Linked DNA regions of Mus musculus: region 1 is linked to region 2. A link is a loop called in an ENCODE intact Hi-C map of the cell type or tissue named here. Cell type or tissue: left cerebral cortex. All regions are shown on one strand. Links, peaks and the distances in the headings refer to the core of each region. The heading gives the core; the rest is flanking DNA. Region 1 overlaps Gng2 (guanine nucleotide binding protein (G protein), gamma 2). Region 2 has its middle 21 kb from the start of D14Ertd670e.

The links. Peaks named below come from ENCODE experiments on the same cell type or tissue, not always from the same donor. Only the 100,000 strongest peaks of a DNase experiment are listed, where the experiment ranks them.
Region 1: a loop joins it to region 2, with 2.9 times the contacts of the local background. A loop is called at or near these places in 2 of 42 quality-filtered maps.

What each region holds. Positions count from the first base shown.
Region 1 is chr14:19,894,916-19,911,562 of GRCm38, reverse strand. The region is part of intron 2 of Gng2 (guanine nucleotide binding protein (G protein), gamma 2); the gene reads left to right. Among named protein-coding and RNA genes, the nearest start is that of D14Ertd670e, 64 kb to the right of the region's middle. In left cerebral cortex, for the core only: no CTCF peak of the experiment used is centred there; DNase peaks (open chromatin) are centred at 5,731 and 7,315; H3K27ac peaks cover 1,639 bases.
Region 2 is chr14:19,852,071-19,868,717 of GRCm38, reverse strand. No RefSeq gene overlaps it. Among named protein-coding and RNA genes, the nearest start is that of D14Ertd670e, 21 kb to the right of the region's middle. In left cerebral cortex, for the core only: a CTCF peak has its summit at 9,361 (motif pointing left); DNase peaks (open chromatin) are centred at 9,248 and 9,308; H3K4me3 peaks cover 401 bases; H3K27ac peaks cover 547 bases.

The sequences.
Region 1 (16,647 bases), core at 4,655-9,654, 45 kb before region 2:
GGCATGTGAGCCTGGTTAAGTCTCTGTCCAGTAGCTTTGAGGGACAGTTCAAAGGCAGAGAATTCAGTAGATTGCAGTACAGGGTAGGGGGTGGTAGCTGGTAGGGGGGTTAGGGGTTGGAGGTGGTGGATCAAAGAGAGGAGAGTCTGAGAATAATCACCAAGAGTAGCCTGGAAACCCAGGAGTGATGCCTCCAGTGAGAAGGTCTGAAACTCCCTTTTCACCCGGTTGCTGTTGGCCTCAGAGATTTTCCATACATTTCCGTGTCTTTCTCAGGGATTTGCTTTTGGGGGGTGTGGCCTAACAGAGTCCAAATCTGTGGGATTCACTGATACAGGAAGAGGAGCAATAAATACCATACCAGGTCTCTTGAAGAACTAAAAGAAAGAACCAGAAAGGAAGCAGCATTCATGAGGATAGTACCGGAAGTCCCAGCATGAGCTAGCTCACGCATAGTCACTCAATGCAGCTGAAGTTCCGACCCAGAGTTCTAGCTTCTGCTTTCAGTACCAAGCCCTCTCCGCAGGGTCCCTCTCCTCACCAATGCTCTCTGTGCCCTGAGTACTGTGACACATCTCAGTCCGCAGCCTCCTGGCCTCGCTAACTTTCCAGCTTCTGAGTCTTTCCTTTCCAGTTTCCATCACAAGATACCACACTTACAAGAGAAAAACATCCTCTAAAAATTCCCGGGCGAGCCACACAATTATCCCTCTCCCCCTGAACAACATTAAACCTGTCTTACTGAAGTGCGGAAACCCACTCGGCAGGCAAACACTCCGCACACTCGAATCAGGGAGCCTTTGTAGTTCACTTTTCTTTTCCTTTCATTTTAAGTCTTCGTAAAGCAGCCCAGAAATAATAATAAGGTGAGCCAATGGAGGCCAGTGCCTTTGATCTCCTGATATCAGAGCAGACCCACCCCGTCAGGGAGCGCAGTCCTCAGTGCTGGAGGGCTACTCACAGACCCACCTTCATGGTCTCCTCTCAGGTTGCTGTAGTTGTGGCTGTTGATTTGAAGGGAGGGAAAGACAACTTCGTGAGAAGTCTGGACGTCAGTAATGCTTCCAGCATTCAGGAGAAGGGTTGTCAGAGGCTTTGCTTTTCTTTCTTTTTCTTTCTTTTTCCTTCTTTCTCTCTTTTTCTTTCTCTCTCTCTCTCTCTCTCTCTCTCTCTCTCTCTCTCTCTCTCCCTCCCTCCCTCCCTCCCTCCCTCCCTCCCTCCCTCCCTCCCTTCCTTCCTTCCTTCCTTCCTTCCTTCCTTCCTTTCTTTTATTAGATATTTTCTTTATTTATATTTCAAATGCTATCCCCTTTCCTAGTTTCCACTCCGAAAATCCCCTATCCCCTATCCCCTCCCCCTGCTCCCCAACTTCCATTCCTGGCCCTGGCATTCCCCTATATTGGGGCATAGAACCTTCATAGGACCAAGGGGCCTCTCTTCCTAATGATGGCCAACTAGGCCATCTTCTGCTACATATGCAGCTAGAGACACAAGCTCTGGGGGTACTGGTTAGTTCATATTGTTGTCCCTCCTATAGGGTTGCAGACCCCTTCAGCTCCTTGGGTGCTTTCTCCAGCTCCTCCGTTGGGGGCCCGTCAGATGCTTTTCTAAAAATTTAAGAAACAGTAAAAAAAAAAAAAAGTACACCTAAGTAGGTCAAAGATGCTCTTAAGTACTGGGTTCTGACCTTTTTTTTTGTTTGTTTGTTTGTTTTTTTTTTTTTGTTTTTCGAGACGGGGTTTCTCTGTGTAGCCCTGGCTGTTCTGGAACTCACTCTGTAGACCAGGCTGGCTTCGAACTCAGAAATCTGCCTGCCTCTGCCTCCCAAGTGCTGGGATTAAAGGCTTGCGCCACCACTCCGGGCGACAATTTATTTTTTGTACTCATATTTTCTAAGGCAATTCAGATACACTTCCTATCTCTTGTATTTAATTTACCCAGAACATAAGGGTTGTCATTCTACAGGCTGCAGATGCCTCATATTTCATACTTGCTTAAAGTAAATGAAAGAAACTGATATTAGAGCCTTTTTAAAATTTGCTTATTCATAGAAAAATCCTTAGCCAGTTCCTGGAGAAGGCCTTCTTTCATGAGCTACCACCTGCAAAAAAGAAAAAAGAAACCATGTTTATTAAATAAAACAGTGTCACTCTGAGTACATAAACCTGTATGACATTGTCATAGTCAGGGTTTCCATTCCTGCACAAACATCATGACCAAGAAGCAAGTTGGGGAGGAAAGGGTTTATTTGGCTTACACCTCCATATTGCTGTTCATCACCAAGGAAGTCAGGACTGGAACTCAAGCAGGTCAGGAAGCAGGAGCTGATGCAGAAGCCATGGAGGGATGTTACTTACTGGCTTGCTTCCCCTGGCTTGCTCAGCCTGCTCTCTTATAGAACCAAGATTACCAGCCCAGAGATGGTCCCACCCACAAGGGGCCTTTCCCCCTTGATCACTAATTGAGAAAATGCCTTACAGTTGGATCTCATGGAGGCATTTCCTCAACTGAAGCTCCTTTCTCTGTGATAACTCCAGCCTGTGTCAAGTTGACACAAAACTAGCCAGTACAGACATATACTTAAAGTATTTCATTGGTGGTTATAAAAAAGATCTGTTTTGGATAGATGGTTCTGTCTACAGGAATACTTTTAGGTTCTGTTCAACCTAGGGACTTAAGGATTTTTTGGTGTGTTACCTAAGGTCAGTTAAGGTTATAACCTTGGCCTTTTCAGAACTGCTCTTGTGACCTAGGGGGTCTTATTTCTATCAGGGTAGGACAGAATGGAAGAAAATGAGCATCAAACATGGTTTAACAGCTCCCTAAGATGGTACATGCAATGATGATGGTGGTTTGTGAATCTACACAATTACTGGCTACTCCAAAGAGATATGGTGTATGTACATCATGTATATATCAGTCTTATCTATAAAACTCAGGACCCAGAAGTGGGGATGTTTTGTTCTGGACTTTGCAATACTTTCGTATATAGTGAGATATCCCAGAAAACCTCAAGATAATTTTATGTAGTGTTTTTAGTATCCCTGTGTTTTGCCCACAACCTGTCACAAATGTCAACTATGGAGTTTTGTGACCTCTTGGCCACATTTTGCAGCATTTCAGAGTTCAGATTTTTGGATGAGCAATGTTCAGCTTTTTTGTGAAAAATGGATTCCCAGTTCCCAAGTCAACATCCTTTGGAGAAGATGAGCAGCAAAACAGCAAAGGCGATAGATAATTGTCTACTTTCTAGCTTAGTGGCACTGTGGGTGGAAAGGTTGCATGCCCCGCCCACTTTTGTCTCTTACATTTGGCCTCTAATCACTCCTTATGAATAAAAGGATTTTGGCATGACCATTTATTTTATGTACTTAAAGAGAACATTTTAAACAGTATCGATTGCAGAATAAAAAGAGGCTCTGGCTGTGCAGTGTTGCTGAGGGAACTGCTTGTTGGGAGGTATGATATAAATATTGACACATGAGTGACAGGGAAAGTTGAAATCACTTCGTTTTCTAGAGGAGGTGTGTGTATAGTGGTAACTCTTGCAATGTAAACAATAACTCACTCCAGAGAGTCATCCATTGCACAGGGACCAGCAAATGAACACTTATTATTTAACATCCCCCGCCCTCCCATCTGCAATCCTGTTAGGTGGTACCACCCAGGAACTTTTCTCACGCAGGCCCAGGTTCAAATATCAAGTTCCCTGACCGTGCCTCTGGAAGGTTCTCCACCCAGCTCCTGTCATTCCCTGGCATACCACTCTAGTTCTTTTTTCCAGTGTACTATAATCCCTTAATGTAGTATGCGACCGATTAGTTATCAACTGTTTCTTTCCTTCATTAATACAAACTAATAACAGCAGCTTGAAAGTGCTCCTAATGTGCTCCGGCTAACTACTGTTTAATGAATGAAAGTCCTCCATAGCACTGTGCACTCAGCCTTCCTCTACACAGTAAGTGCCCAGCCTCGAGGACGAGCAGAGCATCATCAGCACAGACTCCTGCTCTACCCTACCATGCCTGCTCCTGGATACATCTGACTCAGTAGCTCTTTGGTGGTAGAAGGGTCATAGGACAACATTCGGAGAGGGAGCCACCCAGGCTCTGAGTCTGGCACTTCTCACCTCGGAGCAGTCATGCATTCTTGAGGCAAGCAACAAGCCTGACACTAGTGTGCCAACTTCTCTCTTACCATTTTCTGGAAACCACTCAAAAAGGGACTAATCTGCAGGTGACCAGATACAATCTAGGTTGGGGTTTTGCCTTTTCTGGTAGCCGGTGACACACATACTCTGTTAGGAAGTGCAGATTTTGGCCCAACTGGGAGCTCCTCTGTCAGGCTATGATCACTAGTCTCTCTGAAAGAATTACGAAGTCAAAGGCCCATGTTCCTGATGATGCAGAATGCATGGTTCAGCTTCCTTTTGTAAGTTTCGGGTTAGGAAGAATAGGTAGCACATTGCCACTCAGTTCTCATTGTCTCTCTCTTCTACATTATCTCCTCTTCTTCCTTCCTTCCTTCCTTCCTTCCTTCCTTCCTTCCTTCCTTCCTTCCTTCCTTCCTCCTTCCCTCCTTCCTTCCTTCCTTCTTTCCTTCCTTTTCTTCCATTTGTGGTGTTAAAGGTTGAACTCACGACCCCAGGCTTCTTGCTTGCTAAGCATGTGCTTTACCACTAAACTGCACCTCTAATCCCACTACCTCCCTGTTTTTCTTTTTTTAAATATCTCTCTTTCTCTGTGTGTGTGTGTGTGTGTGCACCTGCTGAGAAGATAATGTTAACTAGTATGTGGTCATTTGCTGGTCCCCATGCAATAGATGACTCTCTGGAGTGAGTTATTGTTTACACTGCAAGAGTTACCACTATACACACACCTCCTCTAGAAAACGAAGTGATTTCAACTTTCCCTGTCACTCATGTGTCAACATTTATATCATACCTCCCAACAAGCAGTTCCATCAGCAACACTGCACAGCCAGAGCCTCTTTTTATTCTGCAATCGATACTGTTTAAAATGTTCTCTTTAAGTACATAAAATAAATGGCCATGCCAAAATCCTCTTATTCATAAGGAGTGATTAGAGGCCAAATGTAAGAGACAAAAGTGGGCAGGACATGCAACCTTTCCACCCACAATGCCACAGCGCATGTGCAAAGGCTCTTGGGGAAACCTGGAACAGACCGTTTAGTGAAGATAGATACACAGCTATTTCAGTGATTCGTAGCAGGTCTAATGAATATTGGATAAATGTCTGAACAAAATAATGATCTTTAATACCAGCCAGTGCCAGGCGTGGTGGTGCATGCCTTTAATCCAGCAGTTGGAAGGCAGAGGCAGGTGGATTTCTGAGTTCGAGGCCAGCCTGGTCTACAGAGTGAGATCCAGGACAGCCAGGGCTACACAGAGAAACCCTGTCTCGAAAAACCAAATAGTAATGATGATGATGATGACGATGATGATGATACCAGTCAGCAAGCAAACAACAACAAAAAGTCAGAGAAAAGGCTTGGATTATCCTGGTACAGGTTTCTAGACTGTTGTGGATGCAAAATCACTACAGCCGCTGCTATAGGCACGAGCTACATTGTTGGGAGAACAGAGAACTTGGCTGAAGACCAGAGCTGGTGATGTGGGCCCAGGGCAGGCAGCATTTCTCTTGCCAGAAACACTTGCTGTGGGCTCTGCTGGACCTTTGCATACAGGAAACAGGCCTGAGGAGAGATACAGCAGCCAATTCCGCAAGCCTGCTTGGGAGGCTTGCCAGCTTATCCTGTGGTACAAGGAAACCTTTACACAGGCCATTTGTGGACATGGGTCTGCCCTGCAGAAGGGAACAGTGAGAGGAGCTGTTTTTCTAGCATCATTGAGAAAGCTCACAGCGTGTTCTAGAATCTGCCTAGCAGCTGGTTCCCATAGAAACTTTAAATAGACTACGTGGTTGTTGCCTCTGGATGCCACCCGCTAAGCACTCAATAAATCCTTGATAATTTAAAATCATGACATGATCACCGTCATCTCTTTGACAGATTGATCATGAAAATTAGAAATTTCAAAGGTAGACATGGAGATTTCCTTACTTTCTCCTTGGCAGCTCCCTCCCCCGAACCATCTAAATTCTCATTCATTATTTAAGTCTTTATTACTGGAGTTCACAGATTTTTCTCCTTTGCCTTTCTCAGTCCATGATTTCTTTTCCATGCTCTTTGCTGTACAGAATGTAGATGTTTATATAGTCTTTTTAGGTCACCATGCGCAGGGGTGGTTCCGTAAACCGTAGTAGTTACTGTTTTCCGTAGTTCACACAGCACTCTATAATTTACAATGGACTGCTGCAAGGCTAGGCACACCTGTGCAATGCTCACTTTATAGCTAAGCAAGAGAGGCCCTAGGAAGACTGGCATTTCCACCCTGTCATAGCTGGAAGCTCCTGTGCCAACTAGAATCTCCTGTCTCCTGATGCATGCTTTTTCGGTCTTGTGTTGTTTATCACTTGCATCAAGGGAACTCCCAGGCAATTCAGAAATGAAAGCAAATGTGAGTGGAAGAGCCCCAGGTCACACTTGGAGAGCCCAGCATCTCTGTTGACCAGCTGCTTTGTCTCCTTTGGTAAGCCAGCATGAACATTGGAGCCTCCGTAGGAAGCTCAGCCAGGGAAGTCTACCAAACCCCAGGAAGCGGGTTCAGGTTTGGAATTTGTTGAGGATTTAAGAATGAAGCTCCAGTTTCTTATAAAGAAATTAATTAGCCAATAGATAATCTCTTCAAGGAAGCAGAAGGCCACATGCTGCCTTCAGATCCCCATTGCCTGCTGCTACAGAGGATTAGACATCAGTAGGTTAACAGCCATTGCCATAGAAACTAGTTTGTATTTCTCTGACCTCAGAATCCTGTGGTTTGTGATCAAGGCTTCCTTCCATACACATAATAAGTTTAAAAAAAAAACAACATATATATTACAGAATACTAATCTTTTCTTGGTGGGAACAAGGCTTACCTAGTATCCAGAATACCATTTACTGAGACAACCAGGGCTTTATTTGAAGCTCAGATGAAAACTGAAAGCTGATATGCCATCTTAGCCTGGCAATACAACCTCTTCTGTTTCATCTTACAAAATTGGTGATTTTGAAAGGAACACTTTTATTGAGGCCTATGTTTTTCATGAAGGCCATGAAAATCAGCTAGCCCGTGTCCACAAGGAAGGCTCCATCTTGTACAAGAGAATGCTTTCAAAATAATGCTGTCATTTCTGTCCCCGGCCACCTGCAGGGAAGCTATGCAGAGTCTTCCTCTCTGTCCACACCACGGAGTCAGCCCCCCTGCAGAGTGGAAGGAAGTCACTGGGATGTGCTTTCTCACCCTCCCTAAGAGGCACTTCCTTCCCATGGAAATACAAGTGTGAGTCTGAAGTCATTCTCTGGGCCTGTTTTCTTCCCCTTTAGCCCGATCGCAGGTCTGGTTGTTGGTTTCATTCACATGAGCTCCCCTGGAAGCTACAGAGCCCCACAGAGCATAAGAAATGAATTTTATGTGTGTGCAGACGAGTAGACATGTGCCACAGACCCCAGATTAGGACCAGACTGGTGCTTTGAAGATGTGACTTGAGAAACATCTAAAGAGAGTCTTTCCCAGGCAGACAGGAACATTTTTCTCACTAGGGGGCGGGTGGCGGGGGGGTGGGGGGGTGGGGGGGTGGAGGGAGCTAGTGCTCGAACTTCCCCTGGTAGTGCTGAGGATTAAGTAGGGTAATGCTGGAATGAACCTGGCCCAACTGTTACACATGGCAAACTTTTGGTGTACAAGTGAAATGTACTCACATGAACTCCTTGTCCCTTAGTGAAAGAGTAGAGCCAGAAGACAGACTAGGGCTAGGGACTACTCTTGAGAGATTTCTATTTCCTTATCATCAAGCCTGCTCTTTAGCCAGCTTACCTGTGAACTCCCTAAGGCTACCTAGGATGGCTTCTCTTTTTTTTTTTTCCTGTATCCCTTTTTTTATTAGATATTTTTTTATATACATTTCAAATGCTATTCCAAAAATTCCCTATACCCTCCCCCCGCCCTGCTCCCCTACCCACCCACTCCCACTTCTTGGCCCTGGCGTTCCCCTGTACTGGGGCATATAAAGTTTGCAAGACCAAGGGGCCTCTCTTCCCAGTGATGGCCGACTAGGCCATCTTCTGCTACATATGCAGCTAGAGACACGAGCTCTGGGGGTACTGGTTAGTTCATATTGTTGTTCCACCTATAGGGTTGCAGACCCCTTCAGCTCCTTGTATGCTTTCTCTAGCTTCTCCATTGGGGTCCCTATGCTCCATCTTATAGATGACTGTGAGCATCCACTTCTGTATTTGCCAGGCACTGGCATAGCCTCATACAAGACAGCTATACTCCCTTCAGCAAAATCTTGCTGGCATATGCAATAGTATCTGGGTTTGGTGGCTGATTATGGGATGGATTCCCAGGTGGGGTAGTCTCTGGATAGTCCATCCTTTCGTCTTAGCTCCAAACTTTGTCTCTGTAGCTCCTTTCATGGGTATTTTGTTCCCTATTTTAAGGAGGAATGAAGTATCCACCCGTTGGTTTTCCCTCTTCTTGATTTTCTTGTGTTTTGCAAATTGTATCTTGGGTATTCTAAGTTTCTGGGCTAATATCCACTTATCAGTGAGTACATATCTAATGACTTCTTTTGTGATTGGGTTACCTCACTAAGGATGATATAGGATGTCTTCTCTTGCTGTGTCTCCCCAGCATTCCTCTTGCCCCTCTCTGTTCTGCTTCCCATCTTTTGGTTTTCCCTGTCTTTTACACACAAGTCAGTGACCTGTAGAACCCATGATTGTTCAGCACCTTCTGTGTCTAAGCTCCTACATACTGTTGGTGTGGACACATATACACCATATATACACATACTGTGTGTGCCCTGCCCCATCTGTTTTCATTCTGTGCCTCAAACCTTCTTAGTGCTGCTCAAAAGTGAGGAAAGGCAAGGAAACAAAGACACCATGAGTCTAAAAAAAAAAAGACCTTTGTGACTACCCAGTTGTTGAAATACTTGGCTGGGGCCGAATGAGTGAAGATGCATAGCAGATTCTAATCCAGGTACCCTGGGGCTTGACAGTGTTAAAGGAGAAGGGGTAACACTTGATGCATCGACACATGTGTGCTGATTTGAGAGATCCCTCACTAATTTGCTATTTCCAAGTCCAAGTGGCCAACTGGTAGCAGGAAGGGATGCAAGACTAATAGCTGCCATGAGACTCTGCCATGGGCAGAGTCATGTGATACCATTATTTGATTTAGAGTGCAGTCATCATTTGTCCAGATGTTCACTAATATCCTGATGGTGAAATTATAAGTACGTATATGCTAATCTCATCAGTATATATAATACTATGAATCTGATGATATATGATATATAATATATGATGTCATTTATATATACAATATATAATGTCACTTATTTGCAATAAATTTGAGTAAGGGTAAAAATGCAAATGGCAAATTACCCAAGCTCCACTTGGATGATTATGGTGTGACCATTTAGCACAGATATATATGCAAAAAATCATTGTAAAATCTCCAAAAAATTTTATTGTATGTATGTATGTATGTTCTGGGTTTTTTGAGACAGGGTTTCTCTGTGTAGCCCTGGCTGTCCTGGATCTCACTCTGTAGATAAGGCTGGTCTCGAACTCAGAAATCCATCTGCCTCTTCCTCCCAAGTGCTGGGATTAAAGGCGTGCGCCACCACTGCCCGGCCTCTGAAATATTTTTTAATTGGGACAATTTAAAATTGGTCTTCCAATTTAAAATGAACTAACCACCATGCACGAGTGATATGGCTAGCTGACCAATGAAAACAACAAAGACAATATCAAATGGCTGGGAGACTGTACCCTGTAATTTGTATTCCAGATCTATAAATTGTTCACTACCAGTTTAATACAAAACAAACTAATCGAACACACACACACACAAAACACCCCTGTGGAAAATATCAAAACATGGTGCAGGGAAATTCACAGTTGTAATTTAAAGTTCCCAGGGAAAACTGTCAGAATGCTTTAAAAAACAAACAAACAAACAAAACCCATTAAAGGATGAAAAGAATAAAATTCTCCACAATTAACTGACACTTTCTAGGGCATTTTCAAAACACTTATTTATCTTCATGTCATGGAAAGAAAGCCTGTGTGACAGGGAAATGTGTGGCTCTTTAACCGAAAAGTTCCTCCCAAAGAAAATGGAAGAGCTGAATGTGTCTCAAAAGAAAGGAAATAGTTATTGCCCCCATAGTACTTTCCTAGTCCTTGGATTGGGTGGGGACGCGTATAGATTGGGTGGACCTTGAATAGAAGGTCTTGTGTGTTCTTCGTGGGTTTGGAATTCAGGTGGGATGTAGCATTCCTGCAAACTTCTACAGTCCTTCACATATAATCTCTGACTGTTCTAGAGATATCTGTTATTTGTGGGGGTGTTTAGGGTTTTGTTGTTGTTTTGTTTTGTGTATGGGCAAATCCAGCTCAACCTAACTCAGTCTACCAGGATGAGGCGCAAAGAGACGCTGTTCTACTTTAAATGATCAGGAATCCCAGATCCCTTAAGCACAGAGATGCTAATGAGAATCATGAGCTCTTATCCCGCATTTCATCGCTAGGACAGTCATGGGAATCATAGAACATCAGGCTCTAGGTAGGTGGTGGATGCTTTCCCAGTGGTGTGTGTTCTGTGAGCATCTTTGTTGTTTGTGGCTTGATGGCTGTCTTTTGAGTGTTCTCTCGCTGAGGGCGCCAGGGGCACTTGGAACAGCACGCTTCATTGTTAAGTGGCATGCTGCAGAGCATTGGTGTCTGCCTCAGCACATTACATACCACTTATGTCTCCATTCACTATTACAACTGGAAGTGCACACACTTGCAGATGCCTTCTGCTATCACTGCCAGGGGGCAAGCAGGGGGGTGCGGGACAAAGATTAGATCCACTTGAAATTGCCATAAAGTAGATTATGCTAATGGAAGAAGTAGTGGGAGAGAGTTAGTTAATTAGTTAGTTCAGGAAAGTAACCACACGCATCCCATGCTACATGATGGCTGGCAAATGATACAGGCTTGGTGACTACAAGCTAGGCCCAGGACATCTTGCTAGTCCAAAGAAAGTCACTCTAGCATTTGTCTGGCTTTTGACCATCTCTGCAGCTGACTCCCAGAAATGTTCTCAGGTCTTGTAGCCTTTCCCCCAAACAACTGAAACCAGACTCAATTTTCTCTGCCCTGTGGACTCCTAGAAGAGATGACCATCACTGCCCAGCACACCTCGTTGGAGGCTTGAGGGCTCAGGGCTGGACTCTGCAGAACTCAAATACATCACCAAGGACCAGGCTGGTGAGAAAGCAGGGAGTCAGTGTGTAGAAATGATCGCTTTAGGTTTGGGTTTGGCTTTGTTTGGTTGGGTTGGATTGGGGTTTTGTTTGGTTTGGTTTGTTATACTGGGAATTAAAATGAATTGAATTGAATTGAGTTGAATTAAATTGAATTCAGGGCCTTGGCATGCTAGGAAAATGCTATACCACTGAACCCAACCTGTATTTTAACACAAAGACACTTTCTTTTTTATTATTTTTTTGTCACTGGTCTTTAAGAGGTATGTACAATCAGAAGTTTTGTGTGATCCCAGAATTTCCCTTATTTTAGAGCCATTTCAGAATTAGCAAGCTTGTATTTGTTTCTTCTCTCTTAGAATAAATGCTGTCCAATTAGAATTACCTGTAAAATGGAAGAGAACATTAGTAGTGTTGACTATGGTTTGGTGATTTGCTATTGATGTGCCTAAGCATCCGATGGGATGGACCTCTCTCTTAAATCCGCTGTGCTCACGACGTACACAGTACATTCCTCAACCATGCTTCACCATGTATGTATGCAACTGCTTCCAACTCAGGCAGGGAATTAGTGAGGCAACATCTCGATACATGAACAAGAAATGATCCGAAGGGGAAATTTAAGAAAATGGTTGCTCTTATAATTGCATCAAAAATGATATCTAGTAATTAGTCAAAAATAAAACTACAATGAAAACTGACAAACATTGCTGAAAAAAATTAAAGAATGCATAAATAGATGAAAGGATATTCCAGAGCCAGGGATTGAAGAGTGACCACTGACATGCCAATATTACCCCAAAGAAATTTATGTTAATAACACCTATGAAAATTCCAACAATGGTTTTAGCCAAATTAGAAAAATCTCTTATATAAAGTCCCAAATATCTGAAGCAATTATCCAAAAGGACAAATTAAAGTAGCCCTCACACTTGCAGTTTTCAAAACCTACTACAACTGTGTGGTCAAAACAATTTGGCAGAGCTGTGGAGAGAAGCCACCTGTCTTGAACCAATGGGACAAGAGAGAGAACTCAGAAACGTGTCTTACATATTCAGACAATGTGTGACAAGGGTGCCAGGACCATGTATCAATCAGTTGGATCTGCAACAACAAGAAAACAGTCAAAGGTCCTCTTCCTGCTCTGCTGGTGTCAAGCTTTTCCTCACTTTTCTTGGGGGCTGGGGACAATCCTCTCTTCTGTCTCCTCCTAATCACATTGTGGGACCTCCCTCTGCATGATGTAACTCTTCCCAAAGGCCCCACTTTTAAATTGGGGAAAGGCAGTAAGCTTTAACAAAACAAACTTCTAGTTTATAATTAGTGAAGGAAAAGATATTTTCAACAAATGGGGTTGGAAAAATCAGATAGCCATAGGCAAAATAAAGATATATACCTGACATGATAAACAAAAATTAATTCAGGATGGATTAAAGAAGGCTCAAGGCTGGGATGACTCATCGTGTGAATGTTTGCAAGTAAAGATGTATGGAGAAAGGAGTACACTGTGGGACACACTATAGCTTCTACAGTGAGATGGTTTTGTTTTTGTTTTATTTTATTTGTTTATTTTATTTTTATTTTCTTTTGGAAGGGGGATTGCAAGAGTGGAGGGTGGAAAAGAAGGGACGTGGAGATGTGTTGGATTGGGCTGCATCATGGGAAATTCACAAAGAATCAATAAAAAGTTTTTTTAAAGGAGCAATAAACTTGATATGCCATATTTGGTTGATATTTATGGGAAGCCTGCCCTTTTCTGAAGAAAAATAGAGGAGGAGTGGATGGGGCCAGGGAGTGAGATGGGGATGGGCAGGGGAGACTGAGAGGGGAAGAAGGAGTGGATGGGGGCAGGGGTGGCGGTGGGGAGGAGAGAAAGTAGGGCAAACTGTAGATGGGATGTAATAGATGAAAGGAGAATACATTATTTAAATTTATTAGATATTTTCTTCATTTACATTTCAAATGCTATCCCAAAAGTCCCCTATACCCTCCCCCCACCCTGCTCCCTTACCCACTCACTCCTATTTCTTGGCCCTGGAGTTCCCCTGTGCTCCCTGTACTGGGTCATATAAAGTTTGCAAGACCAAGTGATGGCCGACTAGGCCATCTTCTGCTACATATGCAGCTAGAGACACGAGCTCTGGGAGTACTGATTAGTTCATATTGTTGTTCCACATATAGGGTTGCAGACCCCTTCAGCTCCTTGGGTACTTTCTCTAGCTCCTTCATTGGGGACCCTGTGTTCCATCCTATAGATGACTGTGAGCATCCACTTCTGTATTTGCCAGGCACTGGCATAGCCTCATACAAGGCAGCTATATCAGGGTCCTTTCAGCAAAATCTTGCTGGCATATGCAATAGTGTCTGGGTTTGGTGGCTGATTATGGGATGGACCCCTGGGTGGGGCAGTCTCTGGATGGTCCTTCCTTTCATCTTAGCTCCAAACTTTGCCTCTGCAACTCCTTCCATGGGTATTTTATTCCCTATTCTAAGGAGGAATGAAGTATCCACATGCTGGTCTTCCTTCTTTTTGATTTTCTTCTGTTTTGCAAATTGTATCTTGGGTATTCTAGGTTTCTGGGCTAATATCCACTTATCAGTGAGTGCATATCAAGTGACTTCTTTTGTGATTGGGTTACCTCACTCAGGATGGTATCCTCCAGATACATCCATTTGCCCAAGAAATTTATAAATTCATTGTTTTTAATAGCCAAGTAGTACTCTGTTGTGTAAATGTACCACATTTTCTGTATCCATTCTTCTGTTGAGGAACATGTGGGTTCTTTCCAGCTTCTGCTTATTATAAATACGGCTGCTATGAATATAGTGGAGCATGTGTTCTTATTACCCATTGGAACTTCTTCTGGATATATGCCCAGGAGAGGTATTGTGGGATCTTCGAAGCAGTAGTATTATGTCCAGTTTTCTGAGGAACCGCCAGACTGATTTCCAGAGTGGTTGTACAAGCTTGTAATCCCACCAGCAATGGAGGAGTGTTCCTCTTTCTCCACATCTTTGCCAGCATCTGCAGTCACCTGAATTTTTGATCCTAGCCATTCTGACTGGTGTGAGGTGGAATCTCAGGGTTGTTTTGATTTGCATTTCCCTGACAATTAAGGATGTTGAACATTTTTTCAAGTGCTTCTCAGCCCTTCGGTATTCCTCAGTTGAGAATTCTTTGTTTAGCTCTGTACCCCATGTTTAAAAGGGGTTATTTGAATTTCTGGAGTCCAGCTTCTTGAGCTCTTTGTATATATTGGATATTAGTCCCCTATCAGATTTAGGATTGGTAAAAATTCTTTCCCAATCTGTTGGTGGCCTTTTTCTCTTATTGACAGTATCTTTTGCCCTACAGAAGCTTTGCAATTTTATGAGGTCCCATTTGTTAATTTTTGATCTTACAACACAGGCCATTGCTGTTCTGTTTAGGAATTTTTCCCCTGTGCCCATATCTTCGAGGCTTTTCCCCACTTTCTCCTCTACAAATTTCAGTGTCTCTGGTTTTATGTGGAGTTCTTTGATCCACTTAGACTTGAGCTTTGTACAATGAGATAAGAATGGATCAATTCGCATTCTTCTACATTATAATCACCAGTTGTGCCAGCACCATATGTTGAAAATGCTTTTTTCCACTGGATGGTTTTAGCTCCCTTGTCAAAGATCAAGTGACCATAGGTGTGTGGGTTCATTTCTGGGTCTTCAATTCTATTCCATTGATCGACCTGTCTGTCATTGTACCAGTACCATGCAGTTTTTATCACAATTGCTCTGTAGCACAGCTTGAGGTCAGGCATGGTGATTCCCCCAGAGGTTCTTTTATTGTTGAGAATAGTTTTTGCTATCCTAGGTTTTTTGTTATTCCAGATAAATTTGCAAATTGCCCTTTCTAATTCAGTGAAGAATTGAGTTGGAATTTTGATGGGGATTGCATTGAATTTGTAGATTGCTTTCGACAGGATAGCCATTTTGACTATATTAATCCTGCCAATCCATGAGCATGGGAGATCTTTCCATCTTCTGAGATCTTCTTCAATTTCTTTGTTCAGAGACTTGAAGTTCTTGTCATACAGATCTTTCACTTCCTTAGTTAGAGTCACACCAAGGTATTTTATATTTTTTGTGACTATTGAGAAGGGTGTTGTTTCCCTAATTTCTTTCTCATCCTGTTTATCCTTTGTGTAAAGAAAGGCCACTGATTTTTTTGAGTTAATTTTATATCCAGCTACTGCACTGAAGCTGTTTATCAGGTTTAGGAGTTCTCTGGTGGAATTTTTAGGGTCACTTATATATACTATCATATCATCTGCAAATAGTGAAATTTTGACTTCTTCCTTTCCAATTTGTATCCCCTTGATCTCCTTTTGTTGTTGAATTGCTCTGGCTAGGACTTCAAGTACTATGTTGAATAGGTAGGGAGAAAGTGGGCAGCCTTGTCTAGTCCCTGATTTTAGTGGGATTGCTTCGAGTTTCTCTCCATTTACTTTAATGTTGGCTACTGGTTTGCTGTATATTGCTTTTATTATGTTTAGGTATGGGCCTTGAATTCCTCATCTTTCCAAGACTTCTATCATGAAGGGGTGTTGGATTTTGTCAAATGCTTTCTCAGCATCTAACGAGATGATCATGTGGTTTTTGTCTTTGAGTTTGTTTATATAGTGGATTACGTTGATGGATTTCCGTATATTAAATGATCCCTGCATCCCTGGGATGAAGCCAACTTGGTCATGATGGTTGATCGTTTTGATGTGTTCTTGGATTTGGTTTGCGAGGATTTTATTGAGTTTTATGCATCGATATTCATAAGGGAAATTGGTCTGAAGTTCTCTTTCTTTGTTGGAACTTTGTGTGGTTTAGGTATCAGAGTAATTGTGGCTTCATAGAATGAATTGGGTAGAGAACCTTCTGTTTCTATTTTGTGGAATAGTTTGAGGAGAATTGGAATTAGGTCTTCTTTGAAGGTCTGATAGAACTCTATACTAAACCCATCTGGTCCTGGGCTTTTTTTGGTTGGGAGACTATTAATGACTGCTTGTATTTCCTTAGGGGAAATGGGAGATATGGTTTATCAGAAACTGAAGGCAGTGGTCTGAGAATGATTCAGCTCACCTTCTCCAGCCATGAAGAATTCCCTGGAAGACATGAAAAACCGGAAATGAGTTCTTTCTTAGACCACCACCCTCCAGAAGGAGCCCTGCCTCCTCTCTTTACACCTAGCCTTTAGCCTAGTGAGACCCAGTCCATACCTCTACTGTCCAGAAGTGCA
Region 2 (16,647 bases), core at 7,244-12,243:
TTTACCTAGCATTAACATGAGGTTAGGTGTTATAGATGTCCCCTAAGGAACAACTATACTGTAATAATCCACAATTGGCCTACTTGGCCAGAGGTCATGGCAAGCCGTATAGGCTGCAGATTATGTCATTCCTGGAAATCTCTAAGCCATGTATTGTCACCTGCCTGTCACTTAGTAAAGTACAATGATAGTAGCCATGACAACAGCAATCGCAGTAATGCATTAAGCACTTAACTGAGCATCAGGCTTGAGGCCCAGTATTTTGTATATAATATGCCAGTCAATTCCCACAGTAATTCAAAGAGCATCATCTGTCTCCGGAAGCAGATACCTTTCGTGCCTCCTAACACATTCGTGACCCACTTCTGACTTCAGAAGCAGCTCAGCAGGCTATGGCTTCCCAGAGGAAACTGGTGCCCTCCCTGTCCCCTTTACCCCTCCTCTGGCTCCCTCCCTCCTCCCCGAGACAGCTCTCAGTCAATGAGGGAGGAAGAGTCTGGGACAATATCTGATGCTCCACCCTCCAAAGGGATCTTTCTGGGTGCAGTTTCTACAGTTGACCTGAGAGTTCCTAACTGGCCTATCCCAGTCATCTCCAATAGTAACCAACTCCTTCAATCTGCCTCCTTTTCTCATTAAAGCTGCTAAAATTTATATCTATTTTAAGGATGTATGTATATATGTATTATGTTAAGATGTATGTAATGTATATATGCAGATGTTCCTAGAGGCCCCTTTAGGGTGTTGAATACCCTGGAACTGGATTTACAGACAGTTGTGAGCTGTCTAACATAGGTGTTGGGAATCGAACCTGCGACCTCTGAAGGAGAATAGTGTTCCTGATGACTGAGAGCATCCTCTAGCCCCATTTCTCCTTTCCTCTTATTACATTTTTGCCTGCTGTGGTCATTCTCAGCACTTCCTCCCACTAAGCTCTCTACGGTCAACCCACTGACCCAGGCCTTGACCTAGCAAGAACCCAAACAAATTCATCCTGTTTTTGTAGATAAAGAATGTGAGGTTTCAAAAGATTGGCATTCTCCCAAATAGCAGATGAGCAGTGCTTATGTAGGTTCATCTTGATTTCAAAGACTTTGTTCTTAATTAATGTCCTGGAGTGTAAATTGGGATGCAAGCGCAAAAGGGGAGGGTTTTAAGGGGAGTTCTGACTGCGTTGTTATAAGATACCCAGTTTGTGAACATCAAGCCTCTTGATTACCTCACTGGCATGAAGACTTCAGTGTTGTAAGTCAGGATTTAACCCCTTCTTCACTGGGCTGATGTGGGGCCTAGGCAGTGTCAGCTGAAGCTGTCAGGTTTACCTTGCCCAGAGAATATTTCTTGGCATCACAGAGCCTGTACAAGGAGAATCAATATCTATTACACCAAGGATGGTCCAAGGTGTGATTATTTCTTCAAGACTTTCAGGAGGGGAGAAAGAATTCTTCCTTTTCCAACTGCTGTTCTAACAGATGCTGTTAACTAAGCCCAGGAACTGTCAGTGGGTCAGAAACAGAGACATCCCAGTGGCAATGGAGACTTCTGAGGCCTTTTCCCCTCCTGCCATGATTTGAGCAAAGTTTAGGAAGAAAAGCAAGACCAGCCAGTATCCTTACCCATGTAGTGGTAATCCTCAGAGAAAGATAGAACATGGGTGCTCACTTGAGACCCAATCCCCATCCCCTTTCGGTCCAAATGCTAAGAACACATGCACGAAAGCCCACACAAGCTTGGATCTGAATCACAGATCAACAGCTGCTGCTGCACATGCGTGCAGCCCTCCACATGCGCACATGCAAGGGAAAGCTGTCCCAGAAGGCCTGTGAACGCAAACCAGCATTCTCAGATGGGAACTAGCACAGTGGACCAGCACATCCCACCACCAAAATGTCACTGGCCCCAACTGTAGGTGATTTGTGTTTATTTTATAATGGCTGTTCTCACGGAGTGCTCCAGGAGTTCATTGGGTCCCCACAGCCCTTCCAGGAGATCTCCAAAGTGGAGGCTGAGTTAGTAGCAATCCTGGAGTATTGCTTTTCTTGTCATCACCTCACAGAGTGAGAAGTTTCAAAAGCTACAGGATAGTGATGCCACAAAAGACTGAATGTGGGGCTCAATATGAGACTCTAGCTTCCTTCTAATAAAGCACACATCAAAAAGACCTGCAAAAATTACGAATGAGGTCCATCCTCTTAATGTAGCTTTGTCCTAGAAAATGCAATTTTTCATAAAAAACATGCCAACATGAAATGATTTGCAGCTGTTATTTTCAATGAATTAACACACATAATTTATGTTAAGTTGTTTGTACATTTTTTTTTTTTTTTTTTTTTTTTTTTTGGTTTTTCGAGACAGGGTTTCTCTGTATAGCCCTGGCTGTCCCGGAACTCACTCTGTAGACCAGGCTGGCCTCGAACTCAGAAATCTGCCTGCTTCTGCCTCTGCCTCCCGAGTGCTGGGATTAAAGGCGTGCACCACCACCGCCCGGCTGTTTGTACATTTTTAAGTCTCACCTTGTAGCCCACTATGTAGCTAAGACTGTCTTCACATTCATGGCTATCCACTCACTTCAGCTAAGGGTTAGCATTACAGGTGTGAGTCACCTTGTCTGGTAAATAATATAGTTTAAAATATATTGGTTTAGTCTCTAATTTGGTGAGTGGTGACAGGTACAACTCACATAAGCTAAAGTCTTAATCATTGGAGGAGATTACTGGTGGACAGTAATTTAAAATATGAAAGAAGCTTTTTAGGAAAGCAGCTTGCTATTCGGGGAATGTCTTCTCATCTAGCTCTCTTTTGTGGATGAAAATTTAAACAACATTCAAAGTACTTGAACTGTTGAGAGGAAGGGCCACAAGCAGAGGTCAGTAGAAAGAGAAGATTTAAAAAACAAAAACCCTATTGGATGGATCACAGGGCCCCCAATGGAGGAGCTAGAGAAAGTACCCAAGGAGCTAAAGGGATCTGCAACCCTATAGGTGGAACAACATTATGAACTAACCAGTACCCCGGAGCTCTTGACTCTAGCTGCATATGTATCAAAAGATGGCCTAGTCGACCATCACTGGAAAGAGAGGCCCATTGGTCATGCAAACTTTATAAGCCCCAGTACAGGGGAATGCCAGGGCCAAAAAGTGGGAGTGGGTGGGTAGGGGAGTGGAGGGGAGGGGAGGGTATGGGGGACTTTTGGGATAGCATTGGAAATGTAAATGAGGAAAATACCTAATAAAAATATTAAAACAAAAAACAAAAAACAAAAAACAAAAACACAGAATGTGATGGTTTGAATACGTATGGCCTCCAAAGACTGATGTGTTTTAAGGCTTGGCCCTCAAGGAGTGGCACTTTTAGGAGGTGTGGCCTTGTTACAGTAGGTGTGGCTTTGTTGGAGGAAGTGTGTCCCTATGGAGGTGGGCTTTTGTTGCCAGCAGCTCACAACGTGAACGATTCGACTGATATGGCTACTCGAGCTGTAAGAGAGGAATCTAGACGGGGCGAAAGAAGGAACAGAGCTAAGACAAATTCATTCTGATCAAAGCTCAAATTTTATTGTTGCGACACTAGTTATGAAGGAAGGGGGAGGGGACCCGATTCCCACTGAATAATCTCTGGTCCAGTAGAAAGGTGAGCACGTGTGTGGCTCTGAACAGCAAAGCGGCAGGTTCCAGCAGTGGGCGAGGCAGAACGAATGAGCAGGAAGCTCCACCCCTGAGCAAGCAGGTTTCAGGCTGGAGGAGGGGAGACTACAGGCTTTGAGGTCTTCTATGCTCAAGCTATGCCCAGTCTGGCACAGAGTCCCCATCTGCATCCTGAAGATGAAGATGTAGAACCCTCAGCTCCTTCTCCAGCACCATGTCTTCCTGGATGCTACCATGGTTCCTGCCATGATGATAATGGACTAAACCTCTGACCCTGTAAGCCAGCCCCAATTAAAGGGTTTCCTTTATAAGATGGTGTCACTTCACAGTAATAAAACCCCAAGACAGAAGTCAGGACCAGGAACTAGGGTATTGCTGTGATAGGCCTGGCCCTGCCTTTGTTTGGAGGCATGTGGATTTTGAGATTTTGGACTTGGAAAGCAGTGCAATATTTTAAGCCCTGCTTAACAGGCCATACTAGTAGAAACATGGAAGAAAGTGGTGCCGAGGGTGACTTGAACTGTGGGGGCCTGGCTCAAGATGTTTCAGAGGTTTTAGAATGTTGCCTAGAGATCATTCTTGTGATATTTTGTTGAAGATGTAACTGAATGAAATGGCTATGTTCCAGCCCCAGCATGTAGCAGAATTTGGCAGCTTCAGCCATGTGGTTCTTGCTTGAGAGTCAAGGATAGAAGAAAGGGGTTATGGAATCTCCTTCTGAAACTAAGGAGAGTCACCAAGGCCAGGCATGTGGCAGAGTTATCCCTGTATGGAGTGAAGCTGTGAAGGTGAAGCCTGGATTGCCTTGGAGACCCCAGGAGGTTAGAGATGCCAGAGCTGTGGGAAACCTGCCAAGGAAAGCTGCTCACAGGGAGTGGAACCAGGAAGGAGAAAGAAGTGTTTTAGGCAACAAAGCTGAAAGGAGTTGGAGATCTGAAGAGCACTTTGACATCAGCCATGGAGATGCAGAGTTGGGAGTTTGCCCAGCCGGTGTTTAGTCTTGCCTTTGTCCAGTGTTTCCTCACTGTGTCCCTTTCCCTACAGCTGGAACGGTGATGTATAACCTGTGCCATTATATGTTTGACGTATGTGATCTGGTTTTTTTTAATTTTGATTTTATAGGGGATTACAGTTAAGAGATGAATGAATCTCAAAAGAGACTTAGAACTTTGGACTTTTAAACATTGTTGAAACTGTGATAGACTATGGGCACTTTTGAAGTTGGACTAAATGCAATTTGCATTATGTTGTAGCTACAAGCCAATGGGGATCAGGGAGTGAAATATGGTGGTTTGAATAGGTATGGTTCCCAGAGACTTGTGTGTTTGAATGCTAGGAATAGGGAGTGGCACTATTAGGAGGTGTGGCCTTGTTGGAGTAGGTGTCACATTGTAGGAGAAAGTATGTCACTGCTGGGGAGGGCTTTTGAAGTCTCCTATACTCAAGCCATGCCTATTGTGGCACACAGTCTTCTTCTGTATCCTATGGGTCAAGATGTTGAACTCTAAGTTCCACTTAGCACCTTGTCTGCCTGGATGCTGCCATGTTTCCCACCATGATGATAATGGACTCATAACCTGAAACTGTAAGCCAGGCCCAATGAAGTGTTCTCCTTTATAAGAGTTTTCATGGTCATGGTGTCTCTTCACAGCAATAAAACCCAAACTAAGACACAGGATCTTACTATATAGCACTGGCTGAGCTAGAACTCATTATGTAGACCTGGCTGGCCTGAACTGGCCTGAGTGCTGGGATTAAAGGCATGCACCATTAGGCCCAGCTAGAAGAGAAGATGATTAAGAGAGAAAGGGGTAATGTGTTGGACTGTCTTCTAGGATGCTGTTAAAGGCTTTCTTGGAAAACATCTCTGATTTCAAGTTCATAATTAAGCAGGAAATTAAGGGATAATTTTCTGTGCAAAACAACAACAACAACAACAAAATCATGGCTGACATAAGAGTTGAAAGAACACATATCAAAGATTTTGTTTAACTCATTATTAATAAGTAAATTAAGCAGATGTCATAATGAGCTCAAAAATGGAAGTCAGAGGCAGAGACATTTATAGATTTGGAATACTGATGAATCTGCAAAGGGAAGCAAAACTGGCTTTGTTCATAAAGGGGACACAACTAGGCGAGCTTCTTCAGGCAGAATTCAGTTGTACAGCTCAAGTAAGAACCATTTCACCTTGTTATCAGTGGCCTACGTCAGAAGCTAGCAAAGAGCTTAAGGGCAAGCAAGGTATAGAGTTCCTCCAATAAGAGCTAATCAGTCTGGGAGCCATGTGTGTACTGCCCATGGCCCCATGGGTCACATGCAGCCAAGGAGAGTGACGGATAAGGCTCAACACAAAATGACGAAATGATAAACTCACTTTAAGCCTTATAAGGGCTTTTATGGTTTACTCGTTTATCTGTAACCAGACTGCATAGTTCTGTGTGATGTTTATAATTGACTTTGGGGTGTCACCATCAAAAGGTTAGGCACTCTTGCCTAGCCCGTTTTGTACTAAAACCTAGGATTTCCCCTCCAGTTATAAACCAGAGGTAAGGCAGAGGGGCTGGTATACATTTTATCTTAAGATCTTCTTGTTCCATTCTAATCCATAGCTCCTATCTTGGTTCTTATACACGGGCATTTTGGGGGTTTTCCCTCTAACTCTTGATACTAAATATTAGCATGGATTAAGTGCCTACTTGAAGATTTTAATATGAAATACCCCAACAGGCTCATGGTTGAACAGTTGGTCCCTAATTAGTAACACCATTTTGGAAGGCTGTGGAAACTTTGGCGGGCCTGGGAAGTAGGTCACTGAGAGACTGTCTTTGAAGGCTATACCTGTTTCTGCCTAGACTGACTTTCTGCTTCCTGTCCACCAAGAAGCAAGAAACTGCCTGAACATGCTTCCACTAGCTGGCCACAGAACCAACCTAGCATACTGTGGGCTCAATTTTCTGCAACCATGAGCAGAAATAGGTCCTTCCTGTTTTCCGCTGTTTCTGTCAGGTACTTTGCCAGGGTGAAAGTTTCTAACGTATCTGTACTCCTTCACAGAGCCCCAATGGGTAATATTCCCTTTCAGTGTGATATACAAGCTAGAAAAGTTGAGTCACTTGTACAAAAACCTCCATTGCCTCAATCAGTGCCTCAAACAGCATCTTCTCTCCTCCCTTAGTTCTGTACCAGGACACCAGAGGGCATGCTACACCCCAAGCACATCCTACAGTAGATATTCATGCCAGGGGAGCAGTTAACTCTGCTTTCTCTGAGAATCACGTTTCTATTAATCCCGACCTGGGTCCCAGTTTTTATGTACTCATATATTATACACATGAGTGTTTTGCCTACATGTATGAATATGAATCATGTGTGTGCAGTGTTTGCAGAGGCCAGAAAGGGGTGTCAGATCTCCCTGGAACTGGAGTTACAAAGGGGTTGGGAGCCGTCACGTGGGTGCTGGGAGCTGAACCCTAGATCTTCTGCAGAAGCACTGAGTCATCTCTCCGTTCCTCAGTCCCAGTCCTTAAAAGCTATCTCTGCTCAGCCAATACACAATGGCACCTTAAAGAGTCTTTTTTTTTCTTTTTGATCGTTTGTTTTGTTCTTTGAGACATAGTCTTGTGGTAGATAGTCCTGGGGCTCATTATATTGGATGTTAATTCCGTTCTCCTGTGAGTGGTTGTGAACAAGGAATGAGTCACCACTCAGGTGATTTCCTGTAGACCTGCTTCCCACCTTAATTTGTAAAATAAAGGAGAGCTGATGATTGGGCAGATAAAAGGGAAGGTGGAACAGAAGGTAGGGGAGGGAAGAAGGGGAAAATGGAAGAGGGAGAGGGTGTAGAGGAGGAAGAAGACTAAGAAAAGCAGAGCAGAAGCACATGGCCTGGAGAAACTGCAAGTTCTAAGTTCAAGTTCTGATAAGATGGAATGAAAGACCCACAATGTGAGGGCTCCCCCACATTCTGACTCAGGAGAGGCGACACCCCAAAATCACCCACAAGAAACGGGTCTTGCTGCAAATTGCAAGAGGATTTTTATTCAAGAGCGCTCTCGGGCCCATGGTCATACACCACACAGGGTAGAGGACCTTGGCGCTCCGAGTAGCTGGGTAAGGGGGTATTTAAAGGAAGAAACCAGAAACTCAAGGAAGTGGGGAGGGCGTTGTTGGAAGATACCAAAGATACCAGTTAAGAGTCACAAGGAAGTGTAAAGTTACAAGAGTCACAAGGAATACCTGGTAATTGTTAACTCTCAAGACAGCTTCTAAGAGCCCCTAACAATAGAACATTTGCATTGCAGGTTCTGGTAATGGCCAGGGTGACTTTCTTTGAATGAGCACTCTTTGAACCCAGGAAGCAGGTGGGTAGAGGAATGTCGCTATCTCTTTTATGATTAGCATACCTTTACAAAGGCCACATTCCCAAGCCTGGGCCTAAAGGCCTAGAATTCTGTTTTTACGTTGTTATACTTTCAGGAGAAGATGGTAGTGTAGCGGTAGATCTGCCCAATCTAGGCGCATGGCTTGTATTCATATTAACTGAGTTGTGTTGTCATTGCCGGGGCATATTTGGGAGGAGATTTACCACAACATAGTCTCTCTACACAGTACTAACTGTCCTGGAACTTACAATGTAGACCAGGCTGGCCTCCAACTCACAGAGATCCATCTGCCTCTCTTTCTGGAGTGCTCAAAGAAATGTGGTGGTGGTAGTGGTGGTGTGTGTGTGGGGGGGTGTAGTTTGTTTGATTAATTTTTGTTTGTTTGTTTTTAATTTTCTTGTTTGGGGTTTTGTTTGTTTTTGAGGTGACTATCTCTACATGGGCCCAGGAAGCAAATATTTATCCAAGTATTCCTGAAGAGAAACACAGACACTGCAGATGAAGTTCGAAGGTTGGGCTAAGTGTTGGTTTAGATCAGGGGTTAACAAACCAAAGCCATAGCCAAGTTCACCTGGTGTTTGTAGTATAATGATTAAAATTCTCAAAAGAGCAGGGCACTGGTGGTATACACCTTTAATCCCAGCACCCAAGGGGGCAGAGGTACTCTGAGTTTGAGGCCAGCCTGGTCTACAGAGTAAGTTCTAGGCCAGCCAAGGCTACACAGAGAAACTCTGTATACAACAATAGCAACAACAGTGATAGATAGATAGATAGATAGATAGATAGATAGATAGATAGATAGATAGATTTTATTAAAAATATGTATCAAGGGCTGGAGAGATGGCTCAGCCGTTAAAGGCTAGGCTCACAACCAAAAATATGTATCAAAAGAGAAGTTTTGACATGGAAATTACTTAGCACTCAAATTGCAGTTTCTGTATTTTCCTTGGATGGTTTCATCCATCAGTGTGACATTCTTGCTCCCTGTCTTCAAGCTGCAAGAAAGGCAAAGTCTAGAGAACAACAGCTTCTTCACAGCTCCCAGCCAGCACTGACTTTCTACTTGGGAATAATTTCTCAGAAAGCTTAGATAGCTCTGACGAACCTAAACACTGCACATCCTAAATCCCACAGATTTTTGAATTATGTAATGGGAATGAGGCTTGGAACCCGGAGCTTGAATAGCACTTTGGAAGGCTCTCCACTGGGCTTCCTGCACTTGGCACCTCCGCAAATTTGTGGCTGTTCTGGTTTGTGTCCTGTGTAAGTCTGCTTGAATTTACCATTAATTACAATAATTAAAATCACGGAGTCTCCTCGGTGGGAATTTTCCAGCTCCTAGACAGAAATATTTTCTTACAAGCTCCCTCTACTGGCCTGTTCTCAGAAGGACACTTCTTTCTCTCTCTCTCTCTCTCTCTCTCTCTCTCTCTCTCTCTCTCTCTCTCTCTCTCTCTCTCTCTCTCCCTCCCTCCCTCCCTCCCTCCCTCCCTCCCTTCCTTCCTTTCCTTCTTTCTATTTAATTTATTATCTTTAATCGTTTTTTTTTTTACAGTCCAGTCATTATCCTCCTCCTGGTCTACCCTCTGACAGTTCCTCATCCCATTCCTCTCCCTCCCACCACCCTCCTCCCACCCCTGTCTCCGAGAAGATGTCCCTACCCCTCCACTCCACCTCACCTCCCCCACCCCACCTGGGTAGGATTATTGATTGTTCCTCTCTCTCTCGTCTGCTTGCACAGTACCTTCTCACACTATGAAAGTCATACTTCTGTGTCTGAAGTATGTGGTATCTTCAGCAATGAGATCTTACCTTCAATTTCAAGGTGATAACCAAGGATTATGACAATACCCTAGATGGTTTGGGGATGGTGTCTCTTGGAATCCCCTGATCAACAACTGAAAGGGAGATTTCCCATGCCTGGCCATGGGGTTAGAACACCGTATTATTTTATATTTATGTATTATTCATGCTTAAAATTCATATATGATAGATAAATACATATAAATAATTTAATTGAAGTTACTTCACTTTGGGTGACAAGAGCTATAGCTATGTTCAGAATCGCCACTGTAGGGACCCAGTGAGAGAACTATACTCCCTTTAAATGCAAATGAGTAGCAAGTCTAAGGGAAGCTAGAGAAGCTGGAGAAACCTTGGCCAACAATGCCTTCCTAAGCACAGCTCCCAAAACACCCTGCTAATGAACAGGTGATCTTGCTGCTCACAGCCTTGGGAAGGATGGTCACGTGCAAGCAGGGGCAGAGTGATGTTTGCTTGTTAGGTTGTAAACAGCCCCTCTAATGTGGGAGAGGCAGGCCTGGTTGGAACTGGTTAAGGACTGTGTTATAATATGTATAACTGTTGGAAACAACAAAGTTATGAATCTAGAAGTATAAATTGTTTGTTAGTGACTTAACAAAACAAACTGAAGTGACTGTGGCCTGCCTAGGCATGGCAAACATGGCTCTGGCAGGCCTTGCCCTTCCCCATTTCCTCTGCCTTATTAAAAACCCTTAGATTACATTCCTAAAGCTAACTACCAAGATCTATTCCCTTATTTGGCCACTTCCTCCTCCTCAGGCTAACTACCAAGGTCCAGCTATCAAAATACTAAAGTCCAGATCAAAAGCCCCATTTTGGCTGTTCCAATTAACATGCCCAGTCAAAATTAAACACCTCATTTTAACATGGGATTTCCCCTTTTACCTTTACAAACTGCCATTTGCCTATGGGTCATGTCTGTCTCCTCTTTATTCAGAGGCAGTCCTTTGTCCTTCTCAGGCTAATACTCCTTCCCCCATCTCTTGTTCCTGTCCCCTTCTCCATTGTCCTTTATCTTCTATCTTTGTCTCTAATTTGCTGCCTTTTGTCCCTCTGGAGCAAATCTCCTTTGTACCAAATACTTGTCTCTTCAGAAACCTCCCATAACTTTCTGCAATAAAACAAAATTCATAATTTGTTTTACTTAGCAAGGCTCTCCAGACTTTTTCATTCCAGAGGCATCACTGAGCCCCGAAAAGTGTCAAGATTTGACTTGGTACTTAGACTTTCACCCCAGCTGCATGATGATAAGTGGATGCAAAAGGACCAATAGTTGGAACGTTTTGCTTGAGATAGCAGAGACCAAGGACTTTCACTAAGAAACTGGCTTGGTGGATGGAAAGGCCTCAGTGCCTTAGTGGATATATTAGTCAAACTGTGTTGTTATCACAAAATGCCTGGCATAACAGTTTATAAGGGAAAGGTTTATTTGGCTCTCATTTTCAGAGGTTTTGACTGTAGTGAGGAAAGCTTGGGCCATCAAAATGACTCTGTGTGGCTAATGAAACTCCATTATATGCTAAGCATTCATCTTGGTACTTGCCAGCCATTGTCTCTGACTCCACTCCCTGAAAGATAAGTTCCCAGTAACCCTGATTCAGTGACCACCACCCAGAAATGGACAGCTATGACTATCTACTTGTTATGATATGACTAACTGCTTTTTTACTTCTGCAACTTGCTTACACAGATACACAAAGATTGTTTTGAATTGCCTTAACCACTTAATTTAGCAGAACAAAACAGTATTTACTTATTTACAAAGATATTGAAGGTTTTTCCCTTTAAAAGTCCTTCTGCATGCCCCTCCTTCACAACAATCTCAAATTTGACTCATAGATTGTTTGTCCTTCTAGCAGCTAGACAATAAATTTTAAAGTTATAGTTGGATTAACTCTTTTCCTGGGTCTTTTCCAGGGATCACAAACGCCATGATGTTTGGAGGCCCCAGCGAGATCCCTAGGAGACCTTAGACTCAGGGCTAGGGGTCTGGAATAAGCCCCACAGGGAACAAACCCAAAGTGGACTGGATAGGTCCCAGGGATCCCAGATTGCAACTGCCACAAATTTGTAAATTGAAAGTAAGAATGTTGTCCTTACATAGACTCAAAGGACTATGCTTATACTACTGAGGGACACTGTGTTTCCATGTGTGCTTCTTATGGAGTGAGAAAAAAAAAAAAAAAAAAAGAAAGAAAGTAAGAATGTGCTTCTAAAGCTTGGACCTATCAGTGAGTTGTTCTGTCCTACTTTGAAGTCTAGACATTTGGAGAAACAAAAAGCAAGATATAACAATATTGTAGACCCTGTCTCTGGGATTGAGGGGACACCCTACTGTCCTTTTGGTTTTAGTGTATAAGTGAAGATATGTCTGAGTTCATCTTTTTTTCTTTCTGATTGTGTTGTTGTACTGTCTTTTTCTGTTCTCTGTTGTATTTATCTTTTCAAGTTTTGTTTCAGAGGTAGGAATTGAATTTAGCACAGCCAAATAGCCTCTGAGCTCCATGTAACATTTTCAGGATTTCTGGGATAGATTGTTCCTGGCTGCCTCTACACTAACTCCCCACTGAAGCTTGCTCTGTCCATTTCATTGGCTTGCGGGGACCTGCCATTAAAGTCCTACAGATACATCCGGTACTTCTCTACACCCTCCTGTTTGAGATCCTTTTTCCTCACTCTTATTTAAAAAAATTTTTTTTTTCTAGCTTTTTTGCCAGCTGGCTCCTGTCAGCTGGTTATGTGAAGTTAGGCCTTAACTGCACGAAGCCTCAAGGTTTTCTGGAGAAACTAGGGTATACATGCTAAAACACTAAAAATTAGGATGAAGCCTACCTAAGCAACTAAGGGAAAGCTGTTGTTATATGTAATGGGTAAAGGCTCTAGATATTATGTAAAACACACCCCTCCAGAAAAAAAATTCTTACAACAAATGGTATATTTATTTGTTACTGTTGGATTTCAGACCTGGGATAAGGAGCTGAGGTGCATATTTTATATACTAAAGCAGGCCTGGCCTCCAGGTTCTCCCAGCATTCCTCAGTCCCTATCTGGTATACCCTGTTCCCAACCCTGAACTCTCCAGTCCAGGGGCTAGTATGCCTGTCCCTCCTACCCCAGAGACTCTTCCCTCTATTCCCTATATAATCCAGACATATTTTTTTTGTCTCCTCTCTGTTGCTTTCTTTCCACCCCACTTCTGTCACTTTCTCTCTCTTTCCCCTCCCCTCTCTCCCTCCTCTTGGCAGCTTCCCTGGCTTCAGTCCTTGGAGGCCAGTGAACTTGCCCAAGAGCAGTTTCCTAATAAACCTGCACTATATATATTTTAATCTGGTTTGAATAGGTTCATTTCAACAACAGAGAAATAATTTATCAGTGCCCCATATTATTTCAATTAAAAAAAGGTTTATACAACAATTAGCATGGTTAAATATAATTGTTGATGTCCAGCTCTTTGGCTTCTGCCCCTTTCTTGGTTCCTGTTTACAAAATTGTTCCCTCACTCAAGATAATGGATACTCAAACTTTTGCTAAAACGGAAACTTTCTTTCTCAGGATCTGTAAGGCCATTTCAAGGTGAGGGTGGGGAGGACCTATAAAATTCCAAGTAAAAACTTTAGCTTAAAATTTTTAATAAAAAGGTTAATAATTAAAAATTAAAAAATAGGGCCGGGTATGGTGGCGCACGCCTTTAATCCCAGCACTTGGGAAGCAGAGGCAGGCGGATTTCTGAGTTCGGGGCCAGCCTGGTCTACAAAGTGAGTTCCAGGACAGACAGGGCTATACAGAGAAACCCTGTCTTGAAAAATCAAAATAAATAAATAAATAAATAATAATAATAAAATTAAATTAAAAAAATAAATAAAAAATAGGTAATCATAATTTGCTATTCATGCTTATATGTAACTTGAAATCAACTCTGGTCATCTTTCTAGACTAAGGAGATAGCAACAGGTCCCCAAGATATTTTGGATTAGGATAGATTTTTATGTGATAATTTTTGTCTTAAAATTTTAAAATAAAAAATATATATGTTTAACAAATAAGATGTATTTGATAAATAAGGTTCATAAATTCCAAAGTTCTGTCTACCCAGATTAACAATAACTGAAATAAAAATGTATACCTAGCTTCTTTATCTTTGCTAACTTCATTAAGCCTTAATTATTTGGATAAACTGAGTCATACAAAAAAGTATAATAGTTTGTAATGGTGTACTATGAAAAAAATCAAAAAATCAAAATAAGGTTTCTGATCTCTCTATAAATTACATTTATAGTTTTTTAAATCCCCAGTCTCTCTATGGGCTACATTTATGACTTACATTTCATTTTGATACTAAGAAAGCTTCCATTCAAAAATTATAATTTCTGAGACTAAAACTTAACATGGATAAAACTGTCAAATCTTAATCTTATTAAAGCGGCTAACATCTTATAAACTATTAACATAATTAGGGCATGGAAGTTAATATTCAGTCATCTTATAAATGATCACATTCTTTAATGTGCTCAAAACTATGTAATCATGCTAAGTACAATTGTAATTCATTTTCAGGGACAAGCTTTTAATTTAGCTCTCTGTATTAAACCTTAAGCAAGTAACTAAAACCAAAAAAGTTTGTTTAGCTCATATATACTTAATAGATAATGGTACTCAGACTTCTCAGAGATCTACTGAATATTGCATTTAAAATGTTTAATGAAAAAAGCTTACTATGAAAGACAGACTCCAGCTCCTAGCAGTGACCCCAAGGTCTCTAAAGAAGGGGGCACAATGACTCCACCAGGACTATGGCAACACTAACCACTGGATTAAACTGCCTCAAATGCCTTATTGGCCACCAGGACCCAGCCCAAACTTTGGAGAGTTGATCACCCCACGTTGCCTATAAAAGGCGAGTCAGTCTTCCAAGTCCCTTGGCCACAGGAAAGCCTCTCAGATCTTCTGGGCCTGGCAGCCAAAGACTGCCACTGTCCTGGGACCTCTGCCCCCAGTGAAGCACCCCTGGAGCCTGATGGGGTGACTGTCTAGGTGATGGATAAGTGTCTGCCATTTTAACTGGTATATGGGCCTTTTGGATTATGCTTCCTGCTATAATTTATTCTTCTCAAATCTCTGATGGCTAACTGAGCTTTGTTAGTTTAACAGCAACAGGCAACCTGCTCCTTTCCCCAAGGCTGCAGTCCGCTAAGTTCATTTCATATGTAAAAATCAGGCCTTGCTGTCTCCTAGGAGCTACCATGTCTCCTGCTGAGAAAGGTTGGTAGGTTTGCCTTGCTAACAGTCTTCATATTAAAGGATAAACAGGTTCCAGATGTAACGTTTTACTGTTCCTTTATTTAAAAAGAACTTGCTTTGCAATAGCTGCTTTCAGTAATAACTACTCGTGTCTCTGATAAATGATTAGATAAAAAATGGTTAAAAGTCTACACGTTCTGAGTGTCCAAGGAAGTGTTTTAAGGAGTATAAAGGTCTGTAGATACGAACACTTAAGTAAGTTCCCCGGGGGTCTAAGAAAATGATTTAAAGTATGTAAATGCAAATTGTAACAGTATAAGAAAAAGATTTAAGGTATACAGAAAAATAGAAAATATTTCTGATTTCTTACTCCCTTCTATGGTATACTTTACTAAGACTTCAAAAGTTGAGAGTTTTAATATTCGTCAGTGGAGTTCTGATAAGCTGGTAGGGCACTGACTCCTTACTATTCAGTCACAAGCTCAAGATTTTAATTTGTCTTTGGTTGTCTTCTAAATATAGACATAAGGGTGCTTCTCATTGGCTAAAAACATCTCTACAATCTCTATATTTCTAGCTCTCTGGACAATGGAAAAAATGTTCGTGTTTTTAACCCAAAGCCACAGCTTTAGCTGTGACTTAAACGAGTGAGTCTACTCTGGCTGTCTTACAGAGGCCTGTTAGCTGATTTTCCTATAATGTGGACTTTAGTACAGGTTACAAACAGTGGTAATGCTAATAGAGCTAAAACGTTTATCTCTTTTTGTGAACTAAAAACAATCAGGTAAGCTTCAAGGAATTGTCGGAGTCGTGAGCCTTGGGTCTGCCTCTCACAGGTTTAATGGGCTCCAGCTAAGTTCCCCAGCTGCCTGTCCTTGAGGGTAGGATCTCTCTCCAGCTCTCCTCTAGTCTCAGGACTCCTCCACTCCCCCAACTACCAGGATAATGGGCCTAAAATGTCCAAATGTAGATTTCCCTTTAAGTTCTTAAGCTTTAACTTCTCTTCCTAGTCTATATAATTGTTCCAGTAGATTTCCAATCAACTAAGACTCCACACTGCTCCAAACATACCAGCCTCAGGTGGCCCTTCCAAACCAGCAAGTGCCTGGGCTTGAAGTCAATGTAAGCCAGACGCTTCTGACAAAACTTCCTACCAGTTTGAGCCCTAGCTTTGGACCAGCATGTCAGACTGTTCCAAAGCCACCCATACTTCATGAACCTCAGATGGTCCAACAAAACCTGGACAACAAACCAGATGTACCCTGTCCCCCTCCAGGCCTTTGTCCATCACCCCAGCCTTTCTGGGCCTGACAATGATGTCCTAGTTTGGCTAGGAAGCAGTTACTGATGAGACTACATCATCCTTTATCATTAACAAAAGTCTGGAATGTTAGGTCCAAAGAAAACCAGTTCCCCTCTACCAAAGAAGACATGTTCCTATCACTGTCAAAAGAAACAAATGGTTGTCTACAGTGTTCAGCACATCAAAGCTCATGCTGGCCTCTAGACACCTTCAGTCCTACAAATACCTGTTAAAATTGGAGAGTTACAAAAAGGGT